Linked DNA regions of Mus musculus: region 1 is linked to region 2. Evidence: chromatin loops called from intact Hi-C (ENCODE). Cell type or tissue: heart. All regions are shown on one strand. Each heading gives the region's core, and the rest is flanking DNA. Links, peaks and the distances in the headings are about the cores only. Region 1 has its middle 17 kb from the start of Ghrhr. Region 2 overlaps Mindy4 (MINDY lysine 48 deubiquitinase 4).

What was found. Peaks named below come from ENCODE experiments on the same cell type or tissue, not always from the same donor. Only the 100,000 strongest peaks of a DNase experiment are listed, where the experiment ranks them.
Region 1: it touches region 2 in a loop (2.2-fold over the local background); 3 of 42 quality-filtered maps call a loop at or near these places.

The regions. Positions count from the first base shown.
Region 1 is chr6:55,356,149-55,361,529 of GRCm38, reverse strand. No RefSeq gene overlaps it. Among named protein-coding and RNA genes, the nearest start is that of Ghrhr, 17 kb to the left of the region's middle. In heart, for the core only: a CTCF peak has its summit at 2,688; a DNase peak (open chromatin) is centred at 3,649; H3K27me3 peaks cover 505 bases.
Region 2 is chr6:55,292,075-55,297,455 of GRCm38, reverse strand. The region is part of intron 13 of Mindy4 (MINDY lysine 48 deubiquitinase 4); the gene reads right to left. Among named protein-coding and RNA genes, the nearest start is that of Gm38819, 34 kb to the left of the region's middle. In heart, for the core only: no CTCF peak of the experiment used is centred there; DNase peaks (open chromatin) are centred at 1,945 and 2,605; H3K27me3 peaks cover 59 bases.

The DNA of each region.
Region 1 (5,381 bases), core at 179-5,178, 64 kb before region 2:
TCTTATGGGCCCCATCTTACTGTTTAAATTATAAAATCCAACTGGAATGTTAAAGGCCCCCAGATGAGAGTAGTCTGTGACAAATTAACTTGGCTGGATCACAAATGTATGGCCTATAGTGGACAGAGAGAGAGGATATGGTCTAAGTATTTTCGTCTGATGCTGTGAAGCTAAAGACAATAAAAGAATTGCACATATATTAACCTCTGTCAGTTTGCTTTTCACCAGGATGTAAGCCAAACAATGGGCACTCTATGGTGGAACAAATATTATAGTTAAGAAGCTAGGAAGCTCAAAAAGAACCAACGGTTTGTGCTGAAGCAGAATCACAGTGTAAAATCAAGCTTCTTTTTTAATAGACGATATGACAGATGATTAATTGACAGGTTAATATATTATCAGTATACAAAATTGTCAATCCATAAACATATGTGTATATACATATGCATGTTCACAAATGTCCCACTTCTGGCCTTTGAGGTCACAGAAGCACCAATATCTCCACAGCAACAAGCACCAAACTACTATTTAAATACATTTAAATACCACCTACAATATAGGATATAGATTCTAGTGACATGGAGAGGACATCATAAATAACTAGGGATAGGCCTGGAGGAACCTCTCCTGGTGCCAGGAACAGACAAAGTGTCCAGTGGGGGAAAGAGGTATAACTGGGGAGAAAACCCAGGCATATAGGACCAGCACCAGGCCTGGCTGAGCTCCCAGAGCAAGGCCTGGGCAGGTAAGCCCTCAAATAAAGAGCAGGGTGTGGAGTTATGACCTAAAGAGAAGAGCAAATACCTGCTCAGTGCTATAAGATGACAGAGATAGGATATCTCTTCCCTGCAGGAGGATTCCAGTCAGTAAAGGGAGCTGAAAGAAGGAACACAGAACATTCCCTTTACAACAACACGGGAGCAATGGCTGCCAGCAAACCCATCACCAGCTGCAAAAGTTTAGGAAGAAGGGGATATTTGTCTGGTCTCCAAGTATCCTCCCAGATGTGCATTAGATAGGAAGTGGGAAAATGGCAACGTAGCAGTAGAGAAAGGCGTCAGTCTGAAACATTCTACCATCTCACCTTCAGGGAGAAGCCAGGTGCACCTTGGTGTGATGTAATGAGAACATGTGTCATATTCTCCAAGCTCAGTTCTTACACAAAGCATGTGACAGATGCTGAAAACATGCTGGACCTACACAGGTTATAGCAGACCAGGGAGACATAACTGGATCTTGGTCTTGAGAAAATGTGCAGTTATACACAATGCAGTGTTAATGCTGAGCCTTACTTTTTTTCTTCATCACCACACTGAGGCTGTGCAGGGAGATTTACCATTAGCAGAACTAAGTGTGACATCTGCAGTGGTTCTAAGCCTAACGGCCTTTCCTCCCACCTAAGACAAAAAGGCAAGCTACTGGGAGGAACCATTTCTAAAGTATATATGCCATAAAAACCACCTACCACTTAATGATACGGAAGCAAATGGACTTTAGAAGAGTGGACAGGTTTATAACAGTTCAGGAAGCTCTGACTAGCAAGTAAGAACACTTTAAGATATGCAGCATCACTGGCCATTAGAGAAATATGAACATCACCATGATATGCCACTCCACGCCAAACTAAAGAGGCTAACTGTGCATAAAGGCATACGTGCATGCCAGTGCACTCACTGGCGAAGGTGTGAGCATCTACTGTTCTGGAATGCGAAACAGAGCATATCTAGAAAACATAATAGCAGTTTAGTATAAAGACAAAAACACTTATAGGAGCCAATCATCTTCCTTCCAGGAGAAGAGGAACAAAACAGGATCGTTCAGAGACTTCTATTCAAATATCTTTATCCACTGTAGCTCAAACCTGGAAGACTCCAGACACCTACTGCCGGTGGACACCCATGAGGTATATGCATGTCATGGAATATTACTTGAGAATTAAAAAAAAAGTGGGTGGGGTGAGGGGACATAGCTCTTACACAGCACAGAGGTGAATGCCAAGGGCACTGTGTGAGTGAAAGGAATCAGACTCGGTATAATTCCTCCCGCGTGCAAGCCTACAGGAACTGAGCTCAGGCAGCAGGGAAGCTGAGAGGTAGCCAGGGCACACGGGGGGGGGGGGGGGGGACGACATGAGTGGAGAGTAAAGAGCCAGGGAGGAACTATTTGGGGATACTACGGAAGCTACAGGGACCATGATCATGGTTATGCACACTGGGTAAAATCCACTCAATAAGTATCATTAAAATGCATAGGTTTTAAGAGAAAAACAGAAAGTGCAGAAGTCGTTTTTTTTTTTAACCCAATGTTTATATATATAAGTGTCTGCCTGAATGTCTATATGTTCCCAGGGACAGAGAAGGGAGTGCTGTAATGTGGGTAAACCGCCAAAACAAGCATTATCTTTTACTCCAATATTCTTGTGTGTGTGTGTGTGTGTGTGTTTTTAATTATCTGGACATTACATATACAATTACATTTAAATTGTGGCAGTAGCGAATGGTAGGGCTTTTCTACCACACTGGGTGGGTACTAGAGATACCAGGGTGAAGTATTTCTACCCATCCCATAAACAGGTGGATTTTTTTGATAGTGGGCAGTTTCCTTCTCCCTGGCACAGAGAGCAGCCTAGTGTCTGCAAAGCTTAGCTGAGACTTTTTGGTCCCGCCTGCATCCACTACCCCTAGTGGTGAAACTGAGCAACTACATCTCTTTCTAGCTACAGACTCCAGATAATTTCCCAATCAATTGTCAAGGGTCCCAAACACTTACCCAGGCTGGGGTGGAGCCTTAGACATGGACAGCCTCAGGGGGTTAGCTGCTTCTGGATACTTGGCTCAAATGGCTTTTTGACGCAGCTCACGGGTCGTACTCCGGGTAAGATCAGAGCAACCATAATTCCTAGATTTGCTCCCATGTTGCCCTCCTTCCAGAGAAAAGAAACAGTCTAGAACAGCGGTTCTCAACCTGTGGGTCACAGGATTATATATTAGGTATTTACATTACAATTTATAACTAGAAAAAATACAGTTATGAAGTAACAACAAAAAAGTGTATGGTTGGGGGGGGGGGGTCACCATGACATAAGGAACTGTATTAAAGGCTTGCAGCATTTGGAATGTCGAGGTGACTGGTCTAGAAAAAGCAGGGACCCTGGCACCTGGGAACGGATAGCCCAAAGGCACATTCCTCATCCTCGGCATCTCTTCACCATAGCTAAGCAGCTGCTGGCCACTCTCTCCTGATTCCTGTGGTGACCCAGCCTTCGTGGGTCACTCTCAGAGATACTTCTGTCCAGAGTTTAGTGTGTCTTCTGTCTTAGAATTAAGGGTCAAAATTGGGGTCAAGGTAAAGGCTAGACTTCTATGGTATGAATTTCTAGGGTTCATGTACTGGACATTGAAGGCCCAGAGTTACCTGTGAGAAGCAAGGAGGTCCCAGAGGAAGAGCATTCCAGTTTCCCCAGAGAGGGTGGAAGGACCACGCTATATCTGTCCTTGACCATGTCCACTCAATGCCACCCTGCCCAGACCCCTGCTTCATTTCCTGGAACCCCCCTTCCTTTTCTGCCAGTATCTGGTCAGGGTAACTGCTAAGGGGGTGGAGGTGAAGGGCAAGGTAGCTGCGAGAGGCAAGGGTGAGGAGGAACGCTGGCCTCCAGCCAAGCCAGGCGATGTGGGAACAGTGTCACTTTGTTTTCCTCTAGCGGAAGAGTGCTTTGATGCGTACATGGGTAACTCATTCTTTTATAAACTTCCAACTTCTCCACAGACTTTGCCCTCCTCCTAGCAGCGGGGACTCCTGTGACTTGGACAGTCTCAGCTGTCCCTTGCATGTGCCCTGTGTGGATAGTTTGCAGGAGAAAAGGAGGTTCTCTAAGTGGTGGTAAAGCAGTCACGGCATAATAGCTTAAAGAACCCAGGGAGGAGTGTGCCCAGAGCACTGTGGGAGCATCCTGAGGGGAGAAACCCCAAGCCCCCGCAGAGAAAGAACAAGAAGGGCTACAGGTTGAATTCCAGCTGGCCCTGACTCCTGGGCACGGCAGGAAAAGCAAGGGAAAAAACCTTTCCCTTGTTCGATTTCTGGGCAGAGACACTGAGAACCAGAGAGGAGAGCAGACCTATCCAGGGCCACACAGCCCTGAGTCACACAGGACTCAGGCCCAGGCCAGTGCCCCAGGGCCAGGCACTCCACTTAGAGCCATGGTGGGATCCACAAAGTGAGGCACCTCCAGGCCAAGCCCTTCCCACTTTCTCCTTTAGTTCTGTTTCTTTTCTTTCTCCACTCTGCATTGTCGCCCCCTGTACTTGGGGAAAATAGTTGCCTGGGGAAATGGTGACTCAACCCCACTTGGGGTTTATCCAGCCTTTAATGTATAGGTGGAAGAGAACAGCAGCTGCAGATGGGGGGAACTAAGAAAGGTGAGCCAGAGCTCTGTGGTGCCAGAGTCTAAGTCCACAATGACCCATTCTGTAGATGGAGAAACTGAGGCCACAGTGATCATTGAAGATCAAATGGTTGGTATCAGACCCCAGGTTCTAAGCCAGGCTGTCTGACTCTGCCTCATGTTGACCAGGATAGCATCAAACTCACAGTGGTTGATTTGGAATTCCTAATTCTCGGGCATACCTCAATGCCCAACTATATATTTTATTTTATATTATTTTTTATTTTCTAATGAAATAAATAATTGAAGTGCTTGGGAAAGCTGAAAGAGGCAAAAAATGAGAAAGTCACATTGTTCCAAGCAAGAGGGGTGAAGCCTTGAGAGAAAGAGTCAACACTGGGACACACACACACACACACACACACACACACACACACACTCATTAGCTCCCTCCTTTTCCTGAGCACCTGGTGCTGAGGAGCCCTTCCTTCCATTTACAAATCTAGAATGTATCCTGGTGTGGTTCAGAGAGCCTGGAAGACTTGGGAGAGGAGAGCAGCCCTAATCCCTCTGGGAGTACATGGGGCTGGGCCAGGACTTTGCCACTTGAGCTTCCTTCAGAGCTTCTGGGCCTGGGGCTTGGTGGGGTGCAGTGGGGAGAAGGTGACGGAGGAGGAATGATGACAGTCAGTTCTGATCTGAGGAGGAGCCTGTTTCTTGGGGAAGGGGTGTAAATCCAAGGTGGGGTAGAGACCTAAGGCCTTCTGCCTCTCCCTGCAGCTCCCCTCCCCACCTCCTACCTGATTTGTCTTTGTCCCGCCCACCCTTATTTATAAACCACATGTCCCCGTGTCCCTGCCTGCCCTGCCTGTTTGTCCACAGCTTCAGCTGCTTCCCCTGATAACCCAGAGAGCAGTTCAGGGGGAACTGGGAGGGGCTCAGGGCACTTGCAGTTCAAGGATGCTTTGGTATGTCACTTCCCCTGCTGGAGAGCCAT
Region 2 (5,381 bases), core at 176-5,175:
TTCACACCACAGCTACTAGGAACAGTGGTGAGGATGGTTTGTGTGTGCCCATCTCTGGGCCTTAGTCAAGTCAGTCTGTTAAACAGGAGGAATTGGCTGGAACGGACTCTAATGGCTTTGCTGTGGTTTCAGTATGGCTGGAGTATGTTCTTCCAAGGGATCGTGTGCTAAAATGTAACCCCCATTGTGAGGTAGTAAGAGTGTAAAAACTGTGTACATGCAAGTCTAGAGGCCACAGGCTGATGTCTGATAGCCTCTATAACTCTCCACCTTATTGATTGTGTGTGTGTGTACACACATGAACTCACGAATACATGAACATGTTGCGTCAAAACAGAGGACTACTTTTAACCAACAAGAGTCAGTTCTTTCTTCTTTCCTCCATGTGAGATTCAGGGATTGAACTCAGGTCACTAGGCTTGGTGGCAAATGCTCTTTCCCACTGAGCCATCATGACAGCCTCTACTTTATCTTTTAAAACATTTTCTTTGAGAATTTCACATGCTCACACAATGAAATATGGTATCTACCCTCTTTAGTCCTAGCTCCTCCCAGATCCTCCAATCACACTCTTGCCAACTTCACAATAGCCCACGAAGTGCAGGTAGTGTTGGCTATATGCGGGTGGGTGGCACTGCCTTGTTTAATTTTCTTTTTTAGACAGGGTCTCTCACTGAACCTAGGGCTCACCAGTCTGACAAGTGGGCTCACTGTCTGCACCATGGAATCCTCCTGTCTCCTCAGTGGTGGGATTGCAACTGTTCACAGCCACACCTGGCTCTATGACATGAGTCCTGGGGATCTGAACTCAGGACTTCACACTTAAGAAGTGAGGACTTTCCCAACTAAGCCATCTCCCTAGCCCAAGACTGTCGACTCTTAGTAACTATGGTGTTTAGAGTTGAGGCCTTTAGGATTAGACTACAGTTGGATAAAGTCATCAGGATGAAGCCACTATGGTTGCCTTCTGATAGACTGATCAGGTGAGAGAGGGGGGAGAGGAAAGAGAGAGAGGGGAAAAGGAAAGAAGAGAGAGGGGTGGAGGGAGGGAGATGGAGGAGTCATGCATGTTCTCCCTTTGTTTTTGTGTGGTCCCTGTACCTCCTCAGGGCCCTGCCAGCAAGAAGATCATCATGGGATCCAGACCCTCAACTCCCAGATCCATAAGCCAAAATAAACACTTCTCATTTAAAACTGACCGTGTCCATGGTATGAAGTTGTTGGCAGTAGAAGTCAGCCTACCATAGAAAGCCTGCTTGAGGCTGTGACAACAGCCATTGCCACCTGAGCACAGGATTTGTCTTGGACACCACATTCCCAAGATTCCCTACCGACAAAAGAAAGCCCTGTCTCAAAGAAACAGCTGACTTGCCAAAGGTCCTTCACTCATGGATGATGGGATAGTGGGAAACCTTGGCAGCTAGTGTCCAAGGCCTGGGTACCCTCTTCCTGTTACCTCTGTGGCTCCGTACTTGGGACAGAACTTCAAACAGCACAGAGTAAAGAGCCTCTTTACCAAAAGAAATTCTCCAAACCAGAGAAACAGGTGTACACCGAGAGGAAGCTGATGGGTGAGAGCTGGCCAGGAGGAAGCATCAAGTCTGCAGCCTCGAAGCCCTTCCGGCCATCACCTTAGTCCTACCATAGGATTCTGGTCCTTTGGGCATCCTAAAGTAAGTCTCTCTTGATGCACCAAAATTATGTGTCCCAGAGCCAGTCGGCCAGCACACAGGAAAGTAGCCATGGCCACTGACCACACACATCACAAGGCCCCCAAGCAAGAAACATTGACTACATCTATTTAATAGATGTGGAAAGAGGCTCAGACACTTGGCTACTGAGAGATGGTAAGGTGAGAGAGTCTGGAACTTAGGCCTCCATGGCTACACACAGACCTGAATGCACACTGCCCACCTGGCCCTATGCCCAGGGCCTGATCTGCTTACTATATCCACAACCCAGAAGAAGCACTGAGCTGGGGCCAAGGGCAGCAAGGGCTCAGCGACTGGTCATTTGTTTTTCCATTTAGTGAAAGACAAGCAAGAACCTGGTCTCAATAGATGCTACAAGTCTAAGGTCCCCAAAATGCACACTCCTCTTCCCTTCCCATATAACATTACAAACTCAAACTCCATCGTACTTCCCCCGCCCCCCAATAAATGTGTGTGTGTGTGTGTGTGTGTGTGTGTGTGTGTGTGTGTGTGTGTGTTTGCGGTTTTATACCTGATAGACAAATGGGAAAGTGGTGCTCAGGAGATAAGGCTCCAGGTAGAATCACAGAGATCTGTAAAGAACCACAAAAGCCCAGGGTCCTCTGGGAAGGTCTGTAGGTCTTGCCCACTAGAAGCAGACCAGCATGCCTGGGAGAGAGCCAGCAAGGGGTGACTCACGGCAAGCACAGTGCTGGGTTGGCGCTAGCTGAGGCAGAAGAATTGATGGAAACGTTCTCTGTGGCATATACAACATCTTCTGACGAGAAGAAAATAACCTCAAAGCAGTCCTGGGGGGACTGATAAGCATCACTGGCCGCCGGCCACCTGTGGCTTTCAGAAGCAGCCCGATCTTCATAAGCTCTCGGCCGCGTGTTCACCCAGCGGGCTCGAAAGCCTGCGTCAGCTGGGAGAAGAGGGACTAGCAGAACGGACAATGGGAGGAAATGGTAATTGCATCCTTAGGTGCAAACACGATGGGAAATTCAGAAGTTGCCTGGATGTTAAAAGGGAGGGACATGTGTATTTCACATTAGGGCACCCGGGAGACGCCAAGGAGCAGCTTATGGCTTAAGAGATTTACAACTTTGGCAACCGGCAATGCCCAGTCCTCCCCTGGGGAGTTCTGACAAGGCCCACGTGTGAGGAGTGCTGGTCAGAGGCCATCCTCCTCTGCATTGCCTACACAAGAGATCAGCTTACACAGAAGCCTGATTCAGCCCTGAGTTCTAGTGCCAGCCTGCTGTGGGATAATTGCAAGCATTTCTTCCCTAGGCCTCAGTCTCCCGTTCTGGAGCAAAATGGTCTTTGACTAAATTATGTCTCACCAAATCCCTACATTGAACCCAGCCTGAAGAAGCAAACCTGTTTATAATCCCAGTTACTCAGGAAGCAGAGGCAGGAGGATTGAAAATCCAAGGTCAAACTGGTGCTGCAGTTCACACCTTTAATCCCAGCAATTAAGGTAGAGGCAAGCAGATCTCTGAGTTCAAGGCCAGCCTGATCTACAGATCGAGAACCAGGGCCAGAGAAATCCTAGCTTAAAAAATAACCTCAAAGCAGTTGACAAACAAAATTAAAAAGAAAAAAGAAGGAAAAGAAAGAAGTCCAATGTCAGCTGGGTTAGAGTAAGACTGTTTCAAAATTAAAAATTGAAAAGGATTGTTTAGCTCAGTGGTAGAGCATTTGTCCAATAAATGTGAGGCTCTCAGTTCAATACTCAGTATAGTAACATGTACACAGATACACTCACACAGACACACAGACACACACATAGACAGATACACATACAAAGACACACACAGAGAGACACAGACACACACACACACACACACACACACACACACACAGACACAGACACACACACACTCAAGCCCCAACAACCTATGAGACCCTCACAATATGCATCTAGGGAAAGTGAGGGCCTTTGAATGGGTGCTTTATATTGAAATGAAGCCAGAAGGTGGGTCCTGGCCCCACCACCCTGCAGTTATAAGAATAAGGTTTTGTATGCAGTTCATCTGTATGTGTACTACATCAGTGTGTTCCCAGCCTTGTTAGCACCAGCCTAGGATACTAGGACAAGAGACTTCCAATGTCATTATAGACTTAAAGCTCTCTTTTAACAAAATCTTCTGTGCAGAAGTCCACTTTACAGAAGCCAAGGACAGAGCTTCTATGTTGAAGGCAAAGATTAGCTTGCTCCATAATTCCCACTGGGATCTTGAGCTACAAAAGCTAAGAGGCCAGGGTCCATCCATATGGCCATGCTATTCGCCAGAAGCTGTCCTATGCTTCAGGTCCCTCCAGCAAACTGTGCTTTCCTACACTGCAATGCCAGGAAGCACACAGTGGGAAAGCCTCCATTAACCTGGCCTGGTAGGTGGGACTCAGTAACTGCTCCCAACATCTCAGCATTTGGGAGGAATGGGTCAGGATCAAGGAAGCTGCACTATGGGTCACCTAGTGACAAGAGGCAACAGAGAGCACTGCTTGGGAGGGCCAGCAAAAACCAAGCCCCTTGAATCTCTTCACCATCTGGAGGTCCCTAAAACCACTGACCAGAGGCAAAGAATACAACAAGAGAGCCCTACAGGCTCAAGATAGGCTCTGGGAGAGGATGGGTCCAAGCCAGTAATGGATGCCATTCAAGATTCAAGGACTGAGGCATACACACATCTCACAATAGTTGGTGCTTCTGCCCTGGAGCAAGCTGACAACACAGGATAGGATCTGTAGCTGCAGATCCTTCCAAATGCTTTCTTATCTCAAAAGCGTTGGGAGGCTAGCAGGGCAAGACTCTCATCTCTCACTGATGGGGAAACTGAAGTCCCAGAAAAGACTGGACTTCATTGTTGTGTGGCCACACGGTAGGCAGTGCCAGTGTACTACGTGGTCTGACATACAGCCAGACATTAGCCTGGCCTGCCAGCTCCAGGCAGGCCAAACCCCTGAAGCCCCACCTAGGTTAGGTTCTACCAACGCTGGCTCCAGCCAGCTTGTCCCTTCACCTAAAAGTCTCCCATGTGAACTTGGCATTTGGCACAGAAACTTCTAAACAGAAGGGACAATAATAGGCGCATGTAGCCTAGAGACATGGCCCCATCTCTAGCCTATTTACCTGAAAAAGGCAGGTTGGTGGCCAGCTCAACCTCCGTCTATCCAAGTGACCAACCCCTACTAGCCTGAGTCCACACTGATGGAATGAGAGAACAGGGAAAGATTAGTGACCTCTGGGAACTTCTGGGACGGAAACAAGGCTGGCTGGTCCCTGACAGTTACCTTTGAAAGCCTTGTGTGAACAGAAACCAGCCATCCGTTTTCTGCCTAAGCACTAGTACTTGGGACCCCTGTCCAAGAGCTGCACTCCTGCACCCCCAACCTACTTCAAAGGGGTGAGTGTCTGCAGTGAGACAGGAAGCTGTAATACAGCTGAGAAAATCTGGGTTCTCAGTCAGTGAGGACTGGGTTTAAGCCCAAAGGCTGCCATTTAAAACTTGTCCCTTCTTCGGAGTCTGTGTCCCCAAAGGCCACATGAGCATGGCAATGCCTCCTATTATGGGTTACTGTGAGAACAGAGTAAGATAAACTATATAAAGCCTCTGGCATGTGGTAAATGTCACTTCCTTTTTCTTCCAAACACAATAATCAAAAACAGGAAAACAACGACTG